3 separate regions of the Homo sapiens genome follow, and all the other regions are linked to region 2. Evidence: chromatin contacts called from ENCODE Hi-C or POLR2A ChIA-PET data. All regions are on one chromosome and are shown on one strand. Each heading gives the region's core, a stretch centred on a gene start or an enhancer-like site at or near the end of the contact. The rest is flanking DNA. Distances are from core to core; before and after follow the strand shown.

Region 1 (4,483 bases), core at 1,644-4,143, 160 kb before region 2:
TGAACACAGAGGCAAATGTTCTCAAAAATCTCAGCAAATCACATTATACACCACGACCAAGTAGAGTATATTCCAAGTATGCAAGGTAGGTTCAACATCTAAAAGTCAATTAATGTAATCCAGGAAACAGAAAAAAAAAATCATACAATCAGATCATATCAATAGATGCAATAAAAGTATTTGATAAAATTCTACATCAGTTAATAATTACATGTTCTCAGCAAACTAGAAATAGAGGAGGATTTCCTCCACTTGATAAATAAAATTTACAAAAAACTTACAGCAAACACCATACCTAATGGTAAGAAACCAGATCCTTTCCCCGTAGGATCAGGAACAAGGCAAGGACTTCCCTTCTTACCACTCCTATTCAACATCATACTGGACATCCTAGCTAATGCAGTAAAACAAGAAAAGGACATAAAAGGTACACAAATTGAGAAGAAAGAAATAAAACTCTCTATTTGCAGATGACATGATCATCTATGTAAAAAAAAAAAAAAAAAAAACCCAAAGTACTGACCAACAAACTCCTGGAAATAATAAGCAATTACTACAGATTGTAAGATAAAAGGGGGAGATATTTGGGAACTCTCTGTAAGAAATTACAATTTCTCTGTAAACCTAAAACTGCCCTAAGAAATAAAAATCTATTTTAAAAAAACTCCAATTAAACAACTTTCACAGTAATACATTAATCCAGTATAGGTGCTTAAGAAAAAATATGTGTTCAACACGGTTTTCCTCCTTTGTTTCCTTTTTTCCCCAGTGGGGCTGCAGGGGTGGCTGGGGGAGCCAGGGAGAATCTCTCTAACTTCTCAAGCATCTTTGAGTCCAACAAAACACAACATGGAAAGTGAAGACTATACACCATAAAAGTGAATAATTCAAACACATCCATACCATCTTTTTCAATCTTTACCAATTCATAATTCTCTGAAACTAGAAAATATTTCTTACAAGTTGGAGGAACCTTATTTTCTTGGTAATATAAGTATACTGACTCCAAAACCTAAAATGAGAAGGAAAAGTACAAGGAACAGAGTTTAATCCAAGCTTGGATGATCAGCCACCATGGCCCCAGGAATGAAGAAAAAAAGAAAATCTTCCCAACAATCATCAAAACAGCCCACACCAAAAGTTCAAGTTACTTTCTGAGTAACTCCTTAACATTCTTTTCTTTAACACTAAGAAAATATATTAGCCAGGCACGGTGGCTGACTCCTGTAATCCCAGCACTTTGGGAGGCTGAGGTGGGGAACTGCTTGAGCACAGGAGTTCAAGATCAGCCTGGGCAACATGGCAAAACTCCATCTCTACAAAAAATGCAAAAAATTAGCCAGGCATGGTGGTGTGCACCTGCAATCGCAGCAACTCAGGAGGCTGATGTGGGAGAATCACCTGAGCCAAGGAGGTCAAGGCTGCAGTGAGCCGTGACTGCGCCAGTGCACTCCAGCCTGGGCAATAGAGTGAGGCCCTGTCTCAAAAAAATTAATAAAGAAAGATAAAAAATTCTCCTACTCTTTTAATTGACTAGAATAGAAATGTGAATAGAAATATGATAGAGGTATATCTTTTTATTATTGTAATTATGTCTATTTAATTTCTATATTCTGTCTGTTTTAACACATTTTATTTCAGGTATTGCTGGAGTGTTACTGCTAATTCTATATTCTAATGTATCTTCTAAAATTAATTAAATACATTACCATTGTTACAACATGTAGTGAGAGTCTCTGAATTGCCCAAATATCCACTATGAAAACACTTAGTACAATTTGTGTGTGATGGAAGGGCTACATACAGGAAGATCCTTAAGTTAAGTGGTGAGACAATCCTATCTCCCCCTGGTATATGGTTTTGAATTTCTTCCATATGGAATTAATAAAAATCCGTCCTTTCTCCTACTTCAGTAACTTTTGTCCAGATCTAAAAACATTGGTTCAACCTGTATTTATACTTATCATCAATATGTAGTCATTGTTCATTTGTAACTTCAAAGAACAAGCACATACATGACCACAGGGGGTTTTGGTAGTACCAAAGAATTTTTCAGTGCCCACAATATCTCTGTGCAGTAATTATTACATACTTTCAACATGATTCAAACAAAGAATTCAAATACGATACTACAGTGACCTATTTAAAACGCAAAGAAAATTCAATAGCACATGATTCACTTACACCTAGAATTCTAACACCATGCTCCACCTCACAGTACTATTACCATTCTCTAGTAAGAATTTTTCTAAAATCTCTTGACCACAAGAATGACATGACAGACAAACGTGGGCAATGAAGGGGGAAGGGGAACCACATTCTCATATTCACTTCAGGAAAGGTTATTTCATTTTATGAACTCAGCCTGAGAGTGCAGCATTTTTCTAACTTTAAGTGACCTGAAGAATGCTCTTCTTCCAAATACACTATTCAAGTTGAAAAACAAAATGGTAAGTCAGAGAGATCAGGGCAAACATCATGTTTACCTAATGTCTTCATTAATTAGCTTCACCCAAATAAACAAATTAATTTACGCAAGCTACATTCACAAGTTAGAGCCTATCTGATTAGCACTTAAAGCATTTTCTATTCCCTTTTTGTGACTCCAACAAGACTAATATTAATACAGTATGTAGCAGCCACTCAACATTATAAAACTTCAGAATGTGAGAACTAGAAATGTCTTAAAGATCATTTGGTTTACTCTTCTCTTCCTCAGGCCTCAAATTTTATCTATGAGGAAATTGAAACAAACCCAATAGTCCCACAGACTGTTCTTTTGGCACAAAAAGTATCAAAGAACTGAAACCAGATCACCCTACCAGATGCCAGACCCCTCATTCACCATTATTGCTTCCTCGCCCCTCCTCCCAAGTTCCTGTTTTCTTACACATTGTTAAAATCTATGTCTTCCCTGCTATATAAACCCTGGTTTTAGTCAGTCAGGGAGATGGAATTGAGACCAAGCTCCCATCTTCTCAGCTGCCGCCCCTGATTAAAGCCTTCTTCCTTGGCAATACTCATTGTCTCAGTGATTGGCTTTCTATGCAGCAAGCAGCAGGACCTAGACTGAACTCCTGGTGTATCAGTAACAAACTAATAGCTAAAGAAGACAGTAACTTTCTTAAGCTAGTTATTAACAGAGCAGAACTAAGGTACTCTGACTTCCAGACTGGTTTTCTTTCTACTATACCATGCTGTTGTCAAGAACTCTGAAGAACCTAAGATTTTACCCTACATGCAAGCTAACATCAGTCTGCCATAGTTTCATGGACACTGAGAGCAAACACTGTACCTACATACAGTTTGGGCACTGAAGACTGAAACTACATGTCCCCTATACTGAGTTAAATAAGTGTCCTCCCAAAATGTGTAACGGCTAGAAATAGGGTCTATGCAGATATAATCAAGTTGATATAATGTCATTCTGGATTAGGATGGACCCTAATACATGACTGGAATCCTTATAAGAAGGACATTTGAACACAAACACACACAGAGGGAAGATGTCATGTGAATACTGAGGTAGAGATTGGAGTTATGCTACCAAAAGTCAAGAAATACCAAGGATTTCTGGCATCCACCATAAGCTAAAAGAAGAAGGAAAGGATTCTTACCTAGAGCCTTCGGAGAGAGTGTGGCCCTGCCAACACCTTGATTTCAGACTGCTAACCTCCAAAACTGAAAGAATAAATTTCTGCTATATTAAGCCACCCAGTTTACAGTGCTTTGTTATAGCAGCCCTAGAAAACTAATACACACACACACAGCTTTCTAGGTACATTAACATGACTTTACCAGTCCACTGTCTTAATTAGCATAACTGCTATTCTAGGAGACAGCAGAAATATAATGTGATTGTTCATTACAGACCTTCTGGAAAGACCCATCAACTCTTCGGCAGTTTTCAAAATCTTACTGTTTCCACCAAACCTAAACTGTTTTATCATGATACCTACCCAATCCTAATCAAGCCTCATCGCCACCACTGAAAGATCCAACTTAAAACAAACTTCAAATTCTCAAATTTTGACCTCTCTAAGACCCTACCAAAGATTTTTTTAGGTGTTCTCCCTTACCACAATAAGCAATGAACTCAGCTTTGTTTTATCAATAGGATGTGTTAGTAGTGTAGCTGGTAAGCTAGCATCAGATAATCCTGGCAGAAGTTATGACACTCCTAGATCAGAAACAAAGAACAGTTTACTACTCACAACAATAGCATAGACAGAGTACCATATTTTTTACTGATTCCTCAAGCTCTAATTCCTAAAGGCCAATGAAAGGAAAACCAAGTGCACATACTGTGGGTTGCATTACAGGACAAGAAAACCTGAGCTTAATGAAACTCCAATCTTTAAAAGGAGCTACAAGCAAATATGCCCAACCTTTTTCCCTAGAGAGATTATCTTAATTATCCTGGACAGCAAAGAAATGTGCCATCTGTCCTAATGGAAGCACTATTTCTATCTTCCTAGGCTGT
Region 2 (4,271 bases), core at 897-3,396:
GCTGAGGCAGAATTGCTTGAACCTGGGAGGCGGAGGTTGCAGTGAGCCGAGATCACACCACTGTACTCCAGCCTGGGTGACACAGTGAGAGACTCCGTCTCAAAAAAGAAAAAAAAAAAAAAAGGAGAGAAAATACAGAATCAATCTAAGTGCAAGTGTTATTCTCACTGGCACCTGCATGTGGGAGGCTGGCCAAGAGAGAAGAGCTAGGTGGAAGGAAGTGGCGCGAGGCAGATGAGGAGGCCAGAGGACAGGAGAAGGGGCTGGGCAGGGTCTCTGCCTTCCTGCCCTCTGGAGGCACTCACTTTATCACACTGGTGGCTAGGGATGCTGGGGTCAGGAGGGGCAGCGAAACAGGCTTGCACCTCCATGGGTGCCTCTGCCCTCATCCAGCACCCTATGCACAGGCCGCATGCCACTCTGGTCATGCCTACCATGGCTGGCAGGTGCTATTTATCACTGGGTCTTTTTACCTAAATGTGGCAGGGAGAGAGGATAAGGAGGGGAAACTCTTCACAGAAAAATGTTCTTTCTCTCTAGATCCACGGGCTCCTTATTCTTCACACGTCTGACTTGATCCTTTGCTTCTTCCAGATTCAGACCTTTCTTGTAAGTGGTCCCTTCCCGAGTCCCAGTGTGCTCATTCTTCCAGGGGCTCGTAGTTACTGCCTTGAGGGAACCGTTTGGGTGTCAGCCACCTGACCCCAGGTTACAAGCAGAGGAGCCACAATTAGCCTCTATTCAAACAAAGGATTCCATCTATAGAAGCTCATTTGTTTTCCTCGCTGCAGCTGGCTGGGCTGGGGGGCTGGGGGGCTGGGAGGGGGTTTCTCTGTCACTTTTTTCTTAAACTTTTCCTTTACATCCAGGAAATGACCAGTTCATTACAGTTAAAGAGTAAGTTAGGGGCCGTCCCAGCAACCAGCCAGCTCCTTGTATTTCGGGCTTTTTGTTCCATTAAAATACCAGAAGAGCTGTTTCATTCGGGCACTCCCTTTCCGGGGCTTGAAGAGAACCCAGAGGTGATTTCCAGCCATGGGTCTCCCTGTGAGCCTTGTAAACCCTCAAAATCACCACCCTCCCCTTGTATCAGGAAGCTTAGGGCAAACACCTCCAGCTCTAGTGAAAGCTGGATTTCCTACCCGCCTCCCACCCCTAACCCTCCAGCCCCATCCCCAAAGTACCACTGGATTCTGGAGTCAGATGAGCCCCAGCTGTGTCGCTTCCTAGCTTCGTGCTCATGGGCAAGTCAGTTAAACTCTCTGAGCCTCAGAAGGGAATAATGATAATGGTGATACCAACTCGGAAGGTTTGCAGAGATTAAAACCCAGTGGGATTTGTAAATGATGCTTAATAGACTTTAAAAGCCTATTTAAAGTTAGACAGCATCATTTCTCAGAATGCTGGGCTAGAGAGGAGCTTTTAAGATTTTTTCTTGTGTGCCTAGAATGTAAGCATCTGCAATGGCACTTCTAACACCCCTGGTGAGGGAGTCCTAATCAAATAAGGGTGGGTCTACTTGTCATGTGTCCTTCAAAGAGTTAAATACTAAAAAGAAACTTGCAAACCTTAAGGGAACCTCAGTGCTGGACACAGTGGGAGAAAATCTATCTCCGTTTCCTGATGGTTCTGGGTAACTGTGTGAACTTAAGAGGCTTAAGAAGACATAGGAAACAGTCACACCTGCCTCACAGATGATCTGAGTTGACAGTCACCCACAGCCCCCAAAGTTGTGGTGGCCTAGGAATGACAGCACAGAAAATCACCCCAGTTTCAGTCTGACTGGACCCCACCCTGCTCCCTCCCACCCCATCCCCTTCTGCCCTCTTTATTCTTGTCTCTCTGAATTGACAGTGGGTCAGGTCTGTCCAGAAAGGGTTAACCTTCAGGCTGTCGGCCAGGTGATTACTAAACTGGAGCCCTGACTTTTATTTACTGGCACATAAATCTTTGCTTTGACAATTGTGTCTGAGTGTTTTAACGCCTAGCTGGCCCTGCTGGAGTTTGTTTGACCATGTTTTGAAAAGTGACTTCAGTGCTTGTGGTAGTAATTGGCCTGGCACCACGAGCTGGCGACACGGCAGCGTGATGGACTGCAGCAATTTGAACTCAGCAGCTGATTTATTTTCTGTGGCTTTCTGCTTCTGCTGCTTCTGGTACTGCAAAGGCATGAAGTGGTCAAAGCCAACATGGGGCCCAGGGCCTTCTATCTGGTAGGTATGCATGGCGTGTGGAGGTGGTGTTTTTCTGCTAGATGTCCTTCTAGAAATGGCCAGGAATTTTCCAATGGCTCATGATAGAAAAGCCTCCTATGTAGTGTTTGGCCTGTGATAGTCCTTTGGGTTCAGTGTCTACCAGGTTGACCTGAGATACGCTTTGCATATCTCAGTGTAGACATAAACCCGAATGAGAACAAGCAGAGAAGATTTATGGAGAGCTCTCTATAGCGAGGGAGTCAGCCACTAGCACTTGGTTTTAGCAGATAGTCAAAGTCAGGCGGGGGAGTAGGCAAGCTTTAGAGTGAGAAAAAAAGGGGAGGGCTTCAGGTGTGCTCTGATAGGAGGTTGTTGGCATGAAAGAGCTGGAGGCAGGCTACTGAGAAGCAGGGTGCCCTATAGAATTGGTGTAGAGAGCATATCTGGCTTTCTCTGGTTGGTCCTGAGTTGGAAGGAGGGCCAAAATTTAGGGAACCTGGCAATGATTGACCAAGTCCTGACTGGGGGCTGATTGCTATAGAGGCTGTGGTTTGGCTTCCTGGGCTGGTCGCTACAGAGGCTGTGGATCAGAGTTCAGTTTTCATATATGGTCTGGCCATTGTCCATTTGCATATTTGGTCTCTCGATGGAGACTAAATTTGAGAATCCTGGTCAGTCTGGATTACGTTGGCATGGTTAAGCTGCTGCCTAGTAAAAATGTATTGCGCAGATGTTTATCATAGCGGTAGTTATAATTGCAAAAAAACACAAAACATAAAACAAGGCTGGAAACAGCCAGAATAGTCAATTTTATAGAATTAAAATTAAGGTGTACCCACATTGCGCTAAACTTTAAAAGTGAAGACATTCTAATGACATTGGAAATGTTTATAAATGTGATGCAAAATGACAACTTGATTCAAAAATCATACATACTATGTAATTTTAGGTATAAACAGAGGTTGGAGAGTCTTCCTGGCCCTTAATTTTTAGGTAAGATGTCCTCAAATACCCGTCACAGGGGTATAGGCAGTCCATTACCCCCCTGGGATTTCTGAAAACTTTCTGAAGATGCATACAATCGTCCTATGCATACAATCACCCAGGCTGTGAGCTCCTACTTCCCCAGGATTATTTAAATTCTGGAATATTGGCTCATCACCTGTCACACGCTGCCTCTAACCTATGCCATGTCAATCCAGTTGTAGAGCTCAGTTCTTTCCTTAATTTCAACAAAAACTCAGTCACCTAAGGCTTTGCATAGAGCAGAGGTATCCAATCTTTTGGCTTCCCTGGGCCACATTGGAAGAAGAAGAATTGTCTTGGGCCACACATAAAATACACTAACACTAACGATAGCTGATGAACTAAAAAAAAAAAAAAAAAAAAATGGTCCGTGCATAAATCTCATAATGTTTTAAGAGAGTATACAAATTTGTGTTGGGCCACATCCAAAGCCGTCCTGGGCCACATGCAGTCCGTAGGCCGCGGTTTAGACAAGCTTGGCATGGAGGGATTTATATCCTGCTAGGCATACTAAAAAATCAATATTGTTAGCTGGGTGTGGTGGCTCACACCTGTAATCCCAGCACTTTGGTAGCTGAGGTGGGTGGATCACTTGAAGTTAAGCGTTTTGGACCAGTCTGGGCAACAAAGCGAGATCCTTTCTCTACACTAAATTTATACACACACACACACACACACACACACACACACACACACACACACACACACACATATATGGCACTCTATAGATATAAGCTCTCTCTACATACATATTATGTATTCTCTCAGTCTGTCTGTCCCTTGGCATTTTTCCCTGTTCCGGATCCAGTCTCCCGATATGTTCTCGAGCCACTTTGTCTTCCTTTTCTTTCCTTTCTCTTCCTCCTCTGCCCTCACCTTCTAGAGGAAACACAGATCCTTCCTAAGGGATAATAACGGCATAACATAACGCAACCAATTCATCTCTCTCCAGTTCCTGCTGCAAACTTTGCTCTCCCTCCACATATCCAAGAACTCTGCTAAAGCTTTAAAATTACCAATTGTATTTTTTTTTTTTTGAGACAGAGTTTC
Region 3 (4,519 bases), core at 474-2,973, 200 kb before region 2:
AAAAAATTAGCCGGGCATGGTGGCGGGCGCCTGTAACCCTAGCTATTCAGGAGGCTGAGGCAGGAGAACACAACGTTTTCTGAGTGAGGAGACACTATGGAAAGAGAACAGGTTCCTGGCTTCTAAAAAGAGAAAAAAAGTATTTATTAACCAAGTTATTTCAATATATTTAAAAAAGTCTTATCTTCCTTCCCCTAGAATATAAGAAGCTGACAAAACCACATGACAATTATGAAGACAGGTATTATTGCTTGAATCTGGGTCACTAAAATTATTAGCTGTTCAAGTGAGATAAAAGAAAGGGGAAACATCAATTATCTAGAAGTCTACATTTTCTTTGCTGTTAATGTGAAACATATCCCACACAAAACCATTCAAATAAGATATATATCCCTACATTTGAGTCTCCAGGAACAGGTCCTTTGAAGCAAAGATTGGACAAATAGTTAAAATTATTTAAACAATTCCTGATCACCAAATGTCAACAAATTTAGTTAAAAAAAATTTTTAATCCATACAGTTAACATCCTACTTTAATATTTTTTCCTAAAAAAGAACATGAAAGTTCAACTAATACAAAAAAGCCTCGCAGTTTTAAAGAAGGGGGTGTAGGTGGGAGAAGTAAGAAATTCAAACAGCTTCAAGGACAAAAAGCATGTCCCACACCAGAACATATTTACAACTCTTCAACTTGAATTCAACTAACATCCAACTGCGGCAATCAGCCAAGCTTGGCAAATTAAAATAACAGTAATTTTGACAGATTATCTTCTATAAATATTCAAATATGAACATTTGTGTTCACGCAAAGGTCTCCATATGCCAATCAAAATGCTTTGTTAAGGATCCTAACATTGAGCTTTTTTCTTCACCCATCTGTAGGAATCCCCTGAATCCTTAACTTCCATTTTAACTCTCTCACCCCAGCTAATTGTGAGACACATTATCTGTCTAGTTGTAGCCTGAATTAAAAACTTAAGGATAACATTCACATAGTATCAACAGACAAAAGGAACCTAGAACCTTTCAAAATCTAGGTCTGTAAAGACAAAAGGAAAGATCCAGGAAGGCAGGGAGGGAAGGGCAGAGAGAGGCTCTTGAAGGATGGCAACCAAATGAAAGATTACCTTTCTATTTGTGTTAGCAGATAGAAATTACTGAAAGTAAAATCTAGATGTAAAGAGAAATTAACAATTTCATAAATTTGGGCTCTATTCAAAGTTTCATTTGGCTCAAGGCAAGATGCTGTGTTTTAATGACAAGTTTAAGTATATGAAACTGTCAAAAGCAGAGAAATGCCATCAGTATGAAATTCACACTAAACACACTTTTTGAAATCTGCAGATGTCCTATCATCAGGAACAATCAATAAATAAGAGTAACAATGGCTTTAATGAAAGCAAGTTATCTGATGCATGAATTTGTTAATTGTTCTATTCTGTCCTCCATTACTCAGTTTCCCTTAAATATGTACACAATTACCAAGCAGTCTCACGCCTTCCAGGAAAATTACAAGTGATAGGCACATTTCTGCATTCAGGGCAGCATTATATTATGGAAGAAAATTTAACCTATTCAGAAGCATATATTTCTCTGATCCTACCTGGAAAGAAACAGCTATAAATAGCTCTACTAAAATTGCTCAAAATATTTCTAGACGGGCAGGCTTACAATAGAAACTCTTACTTTATGATCACTCACCACTCAACCATCCAAGTCCAACACTGGATCTAAGCCAAACCAGTAGTTCTCAAGGGAGGGAAGGGAGTTAAAAAAGTCTGGTCTAGGGACCAGTAGCTCCAGCCTCCCCTGGGAGCTTGTTAGAAATGCACAATCTCAGGCCTTACCCAGGGACATATTGAATCAGAATCAGTATTTTACCAAGATCCTCAACTGATTCATATACACATTAAAATTGAAGAAGCTCTGCAGGAGGGGGAATTTTTGAATGAGTAAAAAAGGCATAATCTTTTCAGAGGTTGGTTACCACTGCAGACCACTGTTTGGCTAATAAGCAACCAATTTTAAAACTTTGTTTATGGGTAACATCATTACTTTTACCATTATTTATTTTACATTTTAAATAAGGGCTTTTAAAAAACAGAAATACCTCAAGAGGCAAAGAAGGAGTATCTAATGATTAAATGTAAGTTACCAAAAAAAGCTGTAACAGAATTATCTCAGAATAAGTGGACCCGGGCCGGGCACGGTGGCTCACACCTGTAATCCCAGCACTATGGGAGCCTAAGGCGGACAGATCACTTGAGGTCTGGAGTTCGAGACCAGCCTGGGCAACATGGTGAAACCCTGTCTCTACTAAAAAGACAAAAATTAGCCAGGCATGGTGGTGGGTGCCTATAATCCCAGCTACTCGGGAGGCTGAGGCAGGAGAATCACTTGAACCTGGGGGGTGGAGATTGCAGTGAGCTGAGATCCCACCACTGCACCCCAGCCTGAGTGACAGAGTGAGATTCTGTCTCAAAAAAAAAAATAACAATAAATAAGTGGACCCAGCCAGGCATGGTGGCTCACACCTGTAATCCCAGACCACTTGGAGGCCAACATGGGTGAATCACTCGAGGCCAGGAGTTCGAGACCAGCCTGGCCAACATAGCAAAACCTCGTCTCTACAAAAAATACAAAAATTAGCTGGGTGTGGTGGCAGGTGCCTGTAGTCCCAGCTACTTGGGTGGCTGAGGTGAGAGGACTGCTTGAGTTTGGGAGCTCGGGACTACAGAGAGCCAAGATTACACCACTATATTCCAGCCTGGGCATCAGAGCAAGACACTGTCTCAAAAAAAAAAAAGAAAGAAAAGAAAAGACAAAGTAGACCCGTCTCATGCCCCCTCCCCCATCACATTAACTAAACAAATTAATTTTTTAAATAATAATAACAACTTTCCTTCCAAACCCTCAGCATTAAGAATATCTGGGTCTGGGGTCCAAGTAGCTAGGAAAAGAGACCAAGAGACCAAAGGCCTATGGCCTCCTTTGACCAGAAGAGAAGGCTATATATACTGGTTATTCAGCTATTTTCTCTCAGATCCAAATCTACCCTTTAATACTCATCTTTGTAATACTGAAAATAAAACTCTGAAAACTACTTTTCTCTTCTGCAGCTAGCTTCCTCACACTGCCAATAAGGACACTAGAGGGAGAATGCAGTACATGCTTTTTCCAGTCAGCATTGCCCAGCATAGATCCTCCACCCCAGCAGTAGCAGTGATAACCACCAGCTTTTTCTGGCACTCTCAGAAATTCCCCTCAGACATACCAACAGCTGTCAGGAAGTACCCCCTCCAGAGGTTTTGAACCCCAATTCTATGAGGTCCCAACTCCAAGTTCTTATTTCCCCCTCAACCATATGAATAGTGGCTAATTCCTGCAAATATTGTCTCTGTGTTACCCCAGTGTTCCCTGTTTGCTTTTTCAGCCCTCCAATACCTGTATAATCCCTTCCCTGTATTAAATTTTCTGGGCTGAAATTTTTTGTTTTTGTTTGTAATTCTGTAGAGACAGGTCTTACTATGTTACCCAGGCTGGTCTCAAACTCCTGGTCTCAAGAAATCCTCCTGCCTCGAGTATTTAGTGTGGACTGTTTTCCTGACCTGATCCTAACTGAGCCATCATGGCTAGATGGAATAAAATTTAACATGATCTTGATCGCTTTGGAAAACGGTCTTCCCAAACATGGTAAGTCCATAAGAAAATATTTACTGCCTCTCCTCCAAAATAGGTGCAAGATGGGAAATGGATACAAGAAGCACAGTTGAGGAAGAAAGAAGAAGCATAACCTAAGAAAGGAATATATTGAAACAAATATCATGGCATAAAACACATTTTAACCCTGAAAAACATAAAGAAAAGGCCAATAAAAAGTCTGAAGCAAATACAAGTTTTCAACGCTAATGAAAACCACAGATTTTTAGATCTATATTCTTCTGCCTCTGCCATTGTTCAGTTTTGTTACAGCAGTTTTGTATCTAGTTTGGGTTATTACACTTTAAGGAGACTATTGAGAAATTAGGGAAAGTCCAAAGAAGACTATACAAATGATGAAAAGGGATAGGAAATAGGATCCATAAAGAAAGGTTCAACAGTCAAACCTTTTAGTCTAGCGAAAAGAAAACTTCAGGCCAACATATTAACTGCCTTCCAGTTTAAGAGTTCTAACCAGCTGTCCACCATCATCTCTACAGAGGAAATGAGCTTAAAATGGAAGACAACAAAGTAAGAGAAGACCTAAAATGTAGCTTCTTAGCTTATGACTCTCCTTCAGATAACTAAAGTGGTGGCTCTTAATGCTAGTTTCACAAGAGAATGATCCAGGATATTTTTACCGAAAGAAAAAATGATGATGATGATGACGACAATGATGACGACGATGATGCCCAGAACCCCAAAGGCAAAGCTCTAATTTAACTGGTATGACACAGAGCCAAGGCATAAAGAACAAAAAATATCTAAGTGTTTATAATATACTGAAAGCAGGAATGAGAACCACTTAATGGAACACTGC

What was found. A loop is a pair of places that touch in the nucleus more often than their neighbours do. ChIA-PET counts read pairs that join two places held with the same protein, here RNA polymerase II (POLR2A). Pooled maps may share reads with other maps.
Region 1: a pooled map shows a loop between it and region 2 (5-fold over the local background). The contact joins two enhancer-like sites. A Hi-C loop is called at or near these places in 11 of 37 single-sample maps with no recorded cell type and 7 of 50 pooled maps. POLR2A ChIA-PET finds 5 or more read pairs at or near these places in 2 of 52 experiments (GM10248 and OCI-LY7).
Region 3: a loop to region 2 is called in a pooled map, with 2.7 times the contacts of the local background. The contact joins two enhancer-like sites. A Hi-C loop is called at or near these places in 1 of 37 single-sample maps with no recorded cell type and 3 of 50 pooled maps. POLR2A ChIA-PET finds 5 or more read pairs at or near these places in 2 of 52 experiments (GM10248 and OCI-LY7).

What each region holds. Positions count from the first base shown.
Region 1 is chr14:65,460,286-65,464,768 of GRCh38, reverse strand. All of the region lies in intron 2 of FUT8 (fucosyltransferase 8), which reads right to left. Among named protein-coding and RNA genes, the nearest start is that of MIR625, 8.6 kb to the left of the region's middle. RefSeq lists enhancers at 821-990, 2,715-2,764. Within about 2 kb of position 2,893, at least 4 of the 41 ENCODE cell types and tissues checked have a DNase peak (open chromatin) inside an H3K27ac peak, as active enhancers do; they include OCI-LY7, where a contact is called at or near this core.
Region 2 is chr14:65,300,471-65,304,741 of GRCh38, reverse strand. No RefSeq gene overlaps it. Among named protein-coding and RNA genes, the nearest start is that of MIR4708, 33 kb to the left of the region's middle. RefSeq lists enhancers at 41-140, 2,271-2,340, 2,361-2,460 and a silencer at 1,691-1,790. Within about 2 kb of position 2,146, at least 10 of the 41 ENCODE cell types and tissues checked have a DNase peak (open chromatin) inside an H3K27ac peak, as active enhancers do; they include OCI-LY7, where a contact is called at or near this core.
Region 3 is chr14:65,500,204-65,504,722 of GRCh38, reverse strand. All of the region lies in intron 2 of FUT8 (fucosyltransferase 8), which reads right to left. Among named protein-coding and RNA genes, the nearest start is that of MIR625, 31 kb to the right of the region's middle. RefSeq lists enhancers at 2,973-3,142, 3,173-3,232. Within about 2 kb of position 1,723, at least 2 of the 41 ENCODE cell types and tissues checked have a DNase peak (open chromatin) inside an H3K27ac peak, as active enhancers do.